Linked DNA regions of Homo sapiens: region 2 is linked to region 1. A link is an interaction called in ENCODE POLR2A ChIA-PET data of the cell type or tissue named here. Cell type or tissue: GM12878. All regions are shown on one strand. Links, peaks and the distances in the headings refer to the core of each region. The heading gives the core; the rest is flanking DNA. Region 1 overlaps ARHGEF3-AS1 (ARHGEF3 antisense RNA 1). Region 2 has its middle 30 kb from the start of TASOR.

Region 1 (5,383 bases), core at 277-5,276:
CTCCCAAGCAAGGTTGATTGCTTTGTGCTTGGTCAAATTTTATGATTCCTAAAATCTGTTTAAAGCTTACAGACTTCTCCTTCTGGAAAACAAAGCTCCCTGTGAAGGCATAAATCTACAGATTAATAAACTCTACATTTCTGATTTCTTTTTTCCTTCATTGTACACTGGTTCCCTCCAGGTTCCAAAGAAAACAGCCCCAATGCCTGCCTCAGCAACCTTGACACTTCTTAGCTTCTTCACAAGATGCTTCCTGCAGCCCAAGACCCTCAGGGCAGGTGAATGTCAGCAGAAGCTTACTGGGCCACTTGAATTTTTTTTTTTTTTTTTTTTTTAATTTTAGACAGAGTCTCGTTCTGTTGCACAGGCTGGAGTGCAGTGGCATGATCTCAGCTCACCACAACCTCCGTCTCCTGGGCTCAAGTGATCCTCCCACCTCAGCCTCCTGAGTAGCTAGGACTACAGGCACATGCCACCGTGCCCAGCTAATTTTCATATTTTTTTTTGTAGAGTAGCAGCTTCGCCATGTTGCCTAGGCTGGTCTCAAACTCCTAGGCTCAAGCGATCCTCCCACATTGGCCTCCCAAAGTGCTGGGATTACAGACATGAGCTATCACGCCTGGCCACCACTTGGAGTTTTTACTTAACCCACAACCACTGATTCAAGTGTGACTTCCCCAAGTGGTAAAGCACAGATGCGCTCCTGATGGAGACTTTGATTAGTAAAACCAACCCTAACAGCGTCCGTTCTGGAGGCCAGAGCATGTATCCATAATAGGACATTTAACAGCAGGGGCTACCCAGGGCAACACTTACCCCTCTGAAATTCCAGGCTTTAGGAGAGGGAAACATGGGAAAGTTGTTTTGCCGCTGCCGTTTAGGCCTAGAAGAGAAAAGACAATGTATTCATTATTCAGTGGTTGGATATTCAGAGGAAGTCACTGCTTTCAAATGCAGGTTTATCAAAAAGAGAGATGCCTCAAGAAATGGCCCAAACAAGGTGGATGGAGTTTTCAACAGCTCTGCAATCTTCAGCAGCCAAATTCACCCCAAACTCCTTCTCAGTTCCCCAGCAGGAAAGTCCCAGAGTCCCTTAAAATAGCCCTTCATCTGTATAAAGTAAAATAAAATCTAACACGCAACCTGGATGCAATAAAAAAGTCAGACCAGACTCCCAATCTTTGTCTTGAATTTTCACATAGACTCAATTCCCACATGGACACTATCAGGAGATGTATAGCTTCAGCTCAGCCTGGAACTCTCCCTTGTCACACAGACATGCTGGGGAGTTCCAACAAGGGGTACATTTGAGCTCCAGGTTTTTAAAGCAACCATCAACGGGACATTTAGCCCCCGCGTAACAAGCTGAAACTGGTTTCCTCACCTGTTAACCTCTCAACATGAATCAATTTCCTTAGAGGCAGTGGAGGCAGCTTCAAGACAGACCAGCACAAAGAGACTCCAGGCACACCAGAAGCACCTTATTTCTGTCTCCTAATCAAATTTTGTAGCTGCCAATATAACTACAGGAATACCTTTTTCAATATTTTTATGGATAAATTACTCCCCTAAAACATGTGATGTCTGTCAATATGGATATTCAGATTTCATGTTTGCTGAAAAGCATCTCTGAAAAGCATCCACCTTGGACTTTTCCTGGGGCTTTAGTCACTGATGTACCAAAAGGCTGGCCAGGTGCGGTGGCTCACGTCTGTAATCCCAGCACTTTGGGAGGCCGAAACAGGCAGATCACTTGAGGTCAGGAGTTCAAGACCAGCTTGGCAAACATGGTGAAACCCCATCTCTACTAAAAATACAGAAATTAGCCAGGCATGCTGGTGGGCACCTGTGATCACAGCTACTCGGGAGGCTGAGGCAGGAGAATCGCTTGAACCCGGGAGGCAGAGGTTGCGGTGAGCCGAGATTGCACCACTGCACTCAGCCTGGGTGACAGAGCGAGACTCCATCTCAGAAACAAACAAACCCCAAAAGGTTGGTTACACAATAGTCACTTTTACCTTGACCTTTCTGCTGTAATCAGCAATAATGCAAGGCAGAAAGCATGTAGTGACCAGTGTACAGGCTTTGTGGTATGTTAGAGCTGAGTAAAAATCTTGATTGCTCTACCATACAAAAGAGATAAAATACAAGGTAATTACAATAATAGCAGCAACTAACCAATACTGAGCACTTTAAAAAGCATATGCTAATATTTTACATAGTTAATCCCATGACTCTCACCCTGTGAGTTAGGATGCATTATTGTACCCATTTTATAGATAAGAGCACTGACGCCTAGGGATATTAAGTGCTTTGATTCTGATCACACAGATGAAATTGGGATTCTGTTCTTAGTTGTCTGACCTCAAATACCATGGTGTTTATTAGCGCTGTGACTCTGAACACGAGGCTTAATTTCTTGAGCTTTGGTTTTCTTACATGCAAAACAGGGGAAATAATACCCTCTGTGTTGAGTCAAGATGAGATGAGGACTCTAACTCTGGTTCTGTCATTGCTGTTTTTACCAGCTGTCAGCGTGGTGCCCCTGTCCCCCTTTCTCTCTCAACACCTAGCTCCAAGAACAGCATTCAACCCAGGATGCAGGGCTGACACAGAAGAGCCAGGGCAACTCACCAAAACTATGGGAACTCCCACCTGATGTGCCTTTAAACCAGGCCCCCTCCTGCCTCAACCTCCTCTTCACCCACACGTAAGCAATAAAAACCCAGGCTAATAAGATCGCAAGACAGAGAACATGTGGGTGGTTATTTATGTTTCATACCCTTCTCCATTAAGTTACATGTTGGCCTAAGTCCTTCTGAAAATAAATGTCTGTTTTAAAACAAAATTTTTGGATTTCAACAATACTTCTCCCTGGATACCACTCCCTTCCCTCTCAGTCATAACTGGGCTTTGCTTTCCTAACTATTTGATGGAATTCATTGCTTCTAAAGTAACAATATATACCAGAACATTCTGAGTAAATGTGTCTTTATCTTACATGTTGCAATCCACAGAAGATCACACATAATGTCAATTATCACAATAATTAACACAGATTCAATTACAGATGTGCCCAGGACTAAGCACTTTAGGTACTCTAAGTCTCACAATAATCTTATAAGGTAGCTTATTATGTTATAATGTAAATACATGACATACAGACAGCATTATAACAGTGTTATATAACATTTTATACACAATATATTATAATGGCATTACATACATTTAAATAAATAATCTTACATCATAATTTTATATAACATTATGTAATATGATATAGTGGGAACATTGTCACTACTGCATTTTATAGATGAGATAAACTGAGGCTCAGAGAGGTTAAACCACATGCCAGAAGTCACACAGCTATTTGGTGGCCAATTTGGGATTCAAACCCAGATGTGTCTGACTCCAGATCCAGAGGATGCAGTCCCTCTCACATGAAGAGAAGTCCCCCCAAACAGGGCAAAGCATACCCCTGAAAGAAAGCTGCCTGGGGGTTCCTTGTGGGAGGGCAGCAGCTTAGCAGGGCTTCCCACCATCAGGCCTCATAGCCAAAGAAAAAGCATCAGAGCAAATCTGTCCATTCGGGATACTGTTGGGCAACTTAAGTGTCCCTGTCAGCTGGAGAAGCTGCCAGGAGACCTACCGAGAGAAGGGCTGTCCCTAATTGTTAGCTCCCACCTTCCTCTCATCCCACCACCATTCAGGCTTCCGGTCATTCACATTAGCTACAGTCCCTCTTAACAATTCTAGGCCAGGCACAAGACTCATGCCTGTAATCCCAGCATTTTGGGAGGCCAAGGTGGGAGGATCACTTGAAGGCAAGAGTTCAAGACCAGCCTGGGCAACATAGGGAAACACCATCTCCGCTAAAAATAAAAACAAATTAGCTGGGCATTGTGGTGCCTGCCTGTAGTCCCAACCACTTGGGAGGCTGAGGTAGGAAGATTGCTTAAGCCCAGAAGTTTGAGGTTGCAACGAGCTATGATCATATTACTGCCCCCCAGCCTGGGTGACAGAGGGAGACCCTGTCTCTAAAAATAATAACAAATGTTTGAAAATTATATCCTGATACCATAATAGCCTCCTGATAATTTCCTCCTTCTCCCCAGCCAAACACTACCACCCAGGTGGCTTTAATGCACAGATTCAGGGAAGGAGAACCATACTGATGAGAAGGCTTCTTGATGAAGCTGGTGAAGGATCCTAGCAGCATAAAGTGCACCATCACGGAAGCACCAACACCAGGTCCTCACCAAAGGAGGGGCCTCTCAGTCCTGGGTATATTTCTTCTATTGTAGAAGCAGTATTTTGCACAATCAGCAAAAGTCCAAGTGAGAAAATAGCACTTGATGCTGCAGGTTTCCCAGACACAAAGACACTCAGCTGAGCTTCTGAACAAGGCTTGGAGGGCGTGTCTATCGTCTGTGTCCAGCCCTCAGGCTCCTCATGTGAGCAGGCTGTGCATGGTGTACACACATGGTTACAAAGCACAGCCTTCTGTCTAGGCAGCATTTCCCAGTGTCTCACAGATGTCACAAGGATAAGTATGACCACTTCCATAGAGGGATTCACAGGAAAGCCAGGGATGGGTGAGCAGCAAGAGAGAAACTTCCAAGATTGTTGGAGGGGTTGGAGTTGGGGGGCTGCTATTGTGGAGGGAGGTTACAACCTTACAAAAGGTGGGAAAGAAAAGCCACAAGCTCCCCACCCTTGGGAAAGCTCATAATAGAAATGGAGAAATGCCCACAGTAGCAGAGAAAAATCAGCATTCAAGGTTCAGTTAGGGAATGATCTCAAATTCAAGTGTATGTGTCTGGAATCAAACAGAATAAGGTCAGCAGCAATAGGCCTTAGGGTTAGTGCAGAATTTATTTTCCCACCATGTGAAAACAAATGTGACTGTTTCTCGTCACCTTGAGAAGAGGTTTAGCGACCACTTATACAACAGCTTCTTAGTATGGGTTCAGAATTGAACATGTATTTAGACTGCTCCTGCTGTCTGCGCACTGTGTGGGGCTCAGAACATGGTGTTTAGGGAAGAGCCAGCTTGGGGTTCTAATAGTGGCTCCCTCCCTTTCTTGGTGGGGGACTTCAAGCAAGTTCCCTACTCTCTACTCCCTCTGAGCCTCCATTTTCTCATCTGTAAAGTGGGGCTAATAATCCCTTTTCACAAAATTGAAGGAATAAATTCATGTACTAAAAAAAATGGCTAGCAGGGAGTCTGGCACTTAGTAGGTACTCAAATTAGCTATTATCATTATGAGAAGACTCCTTCTTTAACCCAGTAAGGGTAAATGTTAGTTACCATTATCATTGGTGAGGCTCATATTGGAGGGCCAATGAAATTTACATCTCACTCTTAAGGACTGGGTAAAAT
Region 2 (5,383 bases), core at 222-5,221, 250 kb before region 1:
TAAAAAAAAAAAAATCTTACAGGTCCCTGGGGACTCTGCTCATATATATATATATATATATATATATATATATTTAACTGTATTTTATCTTTTTTTTTTTTTTGAGACAGGGTCTCACTCTGTCACCAGGACTGAAGTGTAGTGGCATGATCTTGGCTCACTGCAACGTCTGCCTCCTGGGCTCAAGTGATCCTCCCACCTCAGCCTCCCCAGTAGCTGGAACTACAGGCAGGTGCCACCACACCCAGCAATTTTTTTTTTATATGTTTTTGTAGAGACAGGGTTTTGCCATGTTGCCCAGGCTGATCTTGAACTCCTGAGCTTAAGCAATGCATCCACCTCGGCCTCCCAAAGTTCTGGGATTACAGCGTGAGCCACCTCACCCATCATTATTTGTTAATATTTAAGTGTGTTTTATGGTTCAGATAAATTCTATTTATCTGTCTTCGAATTCCCTGATTCTTTTGTCTGTCATCTTCACTTTACTATAGAGCCCATTCAAAGAAGTATTTTAAAATTTTTCTGCGCTTGTATTTTTAAGTTCTATATTTTCCATTCAGTACATTTTAATATAAGATCTATTTATTTGCTGAGACTTCCTGAAGAGAACTTGTAATGACTTTTGAAGCATTTTTATGATAGCTGGTTTAGAATCCTGTCAGATAATGCCAGTATTTGACTTATTTTTTTGTTGGCATCAATTGATGATCTTTTCTCATTCAAGTTGTAATTTTCCTGGTTTTTGGCATGATGGGTGATTTTTTATTATATTCTAGACATTTTTCTATTACATTAGGAGCATATTACTTAAATCTTTTAACTGGCAGTTACCTTGTTTAGGTTTAGTGTGCAGGTCCTGGGCTAATTTTATGGGCTGTGGTTCCAATGACATTTTTCAGAGCGCTTTCAGTGTTATTTTGGTCTGCTTGGTTTATCTGATGCTGCTGAGGCTCCCACTGGTCCTTATTGGTGCTGCTGGAGGGAACAGAGGTTCCCCAGGCTAGACCACCAGGTGTCTCTCAGTTGGGGAGATGAGACTCAGAGCCTTGAGGATGAAGATGTCTCCCTGGCTGGGTGCTTGGCAGGATCCCCTTTGCTTGTGAGGGACAAAGACTGCTTCCTGGGCCCGGTGCTTGCTGTGGTGGGACCTTGCCATCTCTGGGTGGGGGAGAGGAGTCTCAGGCCAATGGGAACACAGAGGCTTCCTGGGCTGAGCCACTTGTGGCAGGGTCCCTCTTGCAGGTACCACCTGGTTATCTTGGTATCTCTCAGTGGGGAAGGAGACTATTTCCCATGGCACTTGTTAGCAGGACTCCCAACCAATCCCCATCTCTGGTGGTGCTGGCCTCACCTGGTGGTATTGGAAGGCTCCTGTTGGATCTGGGAAAATGAGCCTACCAGGGCTGTCTTCTATTGCTGCTTCAAGAAATGCTGGGCCTGGGTCAGTGTCTTCTGTTGGGTGGAGAGTAAGATACCCTGCCACTGTGTTGTTTCTCTAGTTCCAGGGTCTCAAACCAGTTTGCCTTCCTATTCTTAGCCTTCAGAATTCTTCTTTGGTCGCCTTTTGAGTTATTTCTAGGGTTTATAGTTGTACTTAGTGAAGAGGAACAGGGAGGAATGAGTCTACATCATCTTATCTGGACCAGAAGTTTGGTTTATTTTTATTTTTTATTTTTTTTTAGAGACACAGCCTCGCTCTGTTGCCCAGGCTAGAGTGCAGTGGCATGATCCTAGCTCATCGCAGCCTCAAACTCGTAACCTCAAGTGATTCTCCCACTTCAGCCTCCCGAATAGCTGAAACTAATAGGCATGCACTACCATGTGTGGCTAATGTATCATTTTAAGTAGAGATGAGATCTCATAACTTTGCCCAGGCTGGTCTAGAACTCCTAGCCTCAAGTGATCCTTCCACCTCAGCCTCCCAAAGTACTGGGATTGTAGCCATGAGCCACCATGCCCAGTCCTGGTTTATTTTTATTTATTTTATTTTTTGAGACGGAGTCTCGCTTTGTCGCCCAGGCTGGAGTGCAACAGCACGATCTTGGTTCACTGCAACCTCCGCCTCTCAGGTTCAAGCAATTCTCCTGCCTCAGCCTCCTGAGAAACTGGGACTACAAGTGCACGCCGCCACGCCAGCTAATTTTTTGTATTTTAGTAGAGACCGGGTTTCACTAGGTTGCCCAGGCTGGTTGTGAACTCCTGAGGTCAGGCAATTCACCTTCCTCGGCCTCCCAAAGTGCTGGGATTACAGGCATGAGCCACCGAGCTCAGCCTATTTTTATTCATTTTTAATTGTAGTTTAAAAAACCCACATAAAAATTAGCTAGGCGTGGGGGCACATGCCTGTAGTCCCAACTACTCAGGCGGCTGAGGCAGGAGAATAGCTTGAACCCAGGAGGCAGAGGTTGCAGTGAGCCGAGATCGCACCACTGCACTCCAGCCTGGGCGACAGAGTGAGACTCCATCTCAAAAGAAATAAGTAAAAACCCCACATAATATTTACCACCTTAACTGGCTTCAAGTGTACAGTAGTGTTAAATATATTCACATTATTGTACAATAAAGCTCCAGAACTTTCTTATTTTGCAAAGCTAAAACTCTTATCTCCATTAAACAAAAACTCCTTATGTTCTCCTCCACCCAGCCCCTGGCAACCACCATTCTATTTTGTTTTTATGAATTTTATTACTTTAGATACATCATGTAAGTGGAATCATACAGTGTTTGTCTTTTTGTGACTGGCTTATCTCACCTAGCATAATGTCCTCAAGGCTCAACCATGCTGTAGCATGTATCATAATTTTCTTCCTTTTTAAAGCTGACTAATATTCTGTTTTGTGTATTTACTATAGTTTGTTTATCCATTAATCCATTGATACTAGGGTTGCTTCCATGTCTTGGCCATTGTGAATAATGTTGAAACAAACACTGGTGTGCAAATATCTTTTCAAGATCCTGCTTTCAATTCTTTTGGGTGTATACCCAGCATTGGGCTTGCTGAATCACATGGTAATTCTGTTTTTCGTTTTTTGAGGAACTGCCGTACTGCTTTCCATAGCAGTGGCACCATTTTACATTCCCACTGAAGTACAATTTTTCCACATCTTTGCTAACTTATTATCTGTTTTTTTACAGTAGCCACTGATGGGTGTGAGATAATATCATTGTAGTTTTTATTTGCATTTCCCTGATGATTAGTGATGTTGAACAATTTTTCTTATGCTATTTGCCATGGTTAGTCTTTTTAACTTTAGATTTATAATAGCTGAGTAGGTGAGTAGTGGTATCTCATGGCATTAATTTGCATTAACCTAATGACTAGTAATGTTGAGTATCTTTTCATATGCTTATTTGCCATCCATATATCTTCTTTGGTCAGTGTCTAAATCTTCTGCCCATTTTAAAATTGGGTTGTTTTCTTATCGTTGAATTTTAAAGATTTTTTTCTTTTTTTTTCTTTCTTTTTTTTTTTTTGAGACAGAGTCTCACTCTGTCACCCAGCCTGGAGTGCAGTGGTGCAATCTTCACTCACTGCAACCTCTGCTTCCCGGGCTCAAGTGATTCTCCTGCCTCAGCCTCGCGAATAGCTGGGATTATAGGCACCTGCCACCATGCTCTGCTAATTTTTGTAGTATTAGTAGAGACCAGGTTTCACCACGTTGGCCAGGCTGGTCTCAAACTCCTGATCTCAAATGATCCACTTTCCTCAGCCTCCCAAAGTGCTGGAATTACAGGTGTGAGTCACCACACCTGGCTGAATTTTGAGATTTCTTTATTCTGGATTCAGGTTCTCTGTCAGAGATGTGATTTGCAAATATTTTCTACCACTCTGTGGCTTGTCTTTTCAGTGTTTTAATCCATATCTTGAAGAACAGAAATTCTTAATTTTAATGATGTCTTAGTTATCAATTATTTTCTTTTATGGATTATAATTTGTGGGTCCCATTTAAGAAATCTTTGCCTAACCCAAGGTCACAAATATTGTCTCCTGATTTCCTCTAGAGGTTGTATAGTTTTTGGTTTTACATTTATGTCTATGATCCATTTATTTTTGTATAAGATGTAATGTAAAGGCCTAAATTATTGGGTTTTGTTGCATAGAAATATCCAATTGTTCTAACAATATGTATTGAAAGGATTATCCTTTATCACTGAATTCACTTTGCAACCCTGTTGAAAATCAATTGACCATATATGTTGGTTATATTTCTGGACTCCTATTTGTATCTATTGACTGTCCATCTTTTTTTTTTTTTTTTTGAGACAGAGTCTCCCTCTGTTGCCCAGGCTGGAGTGCAGTGGCGTGATTTCAGCTTACTGAAACCTCTGCCTCCCAGGTTCAAGCGATCCTCCTGCCTCAGCCTCCCAAGTCGCTGGGATTATAGGCACACATCACCATGCCCGACTAATTTTTGTATTTTTAGTAGAGACAGGGTTTCACCATGTTGGCCAGGCTGGTCTTGAACTCCTGACCTCAGGTGATCCATCCTCCTCGGCCTCCCAAAGTGCTGGGATTACAGGCATGAACCACTGCGCCTGGCCACTGTCCATCTTTTTTGTTTGTTTGTTTTGAGATGGAGTTTCGATCTTGTTGCCCAGGCTGGAGTGCAATGGCACGATCTCAGCTCACCACAACCTCCGCCTCCTGGGTTCAAGCAATTCTCCTGTCTCAGCCTCCCGAGTAGCTGGGATTACAGGCATGTGCCACCACACCCGGATAATTTTGTATTTTTAGTACAGACAGGGTTTCTCCATGTTGGTCAGGCTGGTCTCAAACTCCTGACCTCAGATGACCTGCCTGCCTCGGCCTCCCAAAGTGCTAGGATTTCAGGTGTGAGCCACCACGCCCAGCCCCAACTGTCCATCTTCATACCAGAATTACACTGTCTTGGCTATTGTAGCATTATAGTGAGTTTTGTTTGGGTAAGTCTTTCAACTTTGTTGTTCTTTTTCAGAATTGTTTTGGTTATTCTAGTTCTCTTAGATTTCCATTACTATTTTAAAATCAGATTGCCAATCTTTACAACACAGCCCACTTAGATTTAGGATTGTATTGTGTTAAATCTATGAATTAATTTGAGGGAGAGCTGACATCTTAATATTGAGTCTTCCATCTATGAACATGGTATATCTTTCCATTCACTTAGGTCTTCTAAGTGTTATTTCTTTTTATAATTTTCAGTGTACATTTTGCATATTTTTCTCAAAGGTATCGCTAAGCTTTTCATATTTTTGATGCTAAATGGTGTTGTTTCAAATTCAAATGTGTCACTGTTCATTGCTATCATATAGAAATATAATTGCTTTTTGTATGTTTATTGTGTATCCTGCAAACTTGCTAAGCTTATTCACTAGTTTTAGTTGCTTTTTTGTATATCCATAA

The links. ChIA-PET counts read pairs that join two places held together with the same protein. Peaks named below come from ENCODE experiments on the same cell type or tissue, not always from the same donor. Only the 100,000 strongest peaks of a DNase experiment are listed, where the experiment ranks them.
Region 2: POLR2A ChIA-PET joins it to region 1 with 6 read pairs; 4 of 35 experiments call an interaction of 5 or more read pairs at or near these places.

What each region holds. Positions count from the first base shown.
Region 1 is chr3:56,958,007-56,963,389 of GRCh38, forward strand. ARHGEF3-AS1 (ARHGEF3 antisense RNA 1) reads left to right here. Exons shown (of 3, transcript NR_046572.1): 3 at 2,574-2,848. It also overlaps a transcript of ARHGEF3 not described here. Among named protein-coding and RNA genes, the nearest start is that of ARHGEF3-AS1, 21 kb to the left of the region's middle. In GM12878, for the core only: no CTCF peak of the experiment used is centred there; DNase peaks (open chromatin) are centred at 1,271 and 2,405; H3K4me3 peaks cover 744 bases; H3K27ac peaks cover 393 bases.
Region 2 is chr3:56,710,555-56,715,937 of GRCh38, forward strand. No RefSeq gene overlaps it. Among named protein-coding and RNA genes, the nearest start is that of TASOR, 30 kb to the left of the region's middle. In GM12878, for the core only: a CTCF peak has its summit at 1,013 (motif pointing right); no DNase peak of the experiment used is centred there.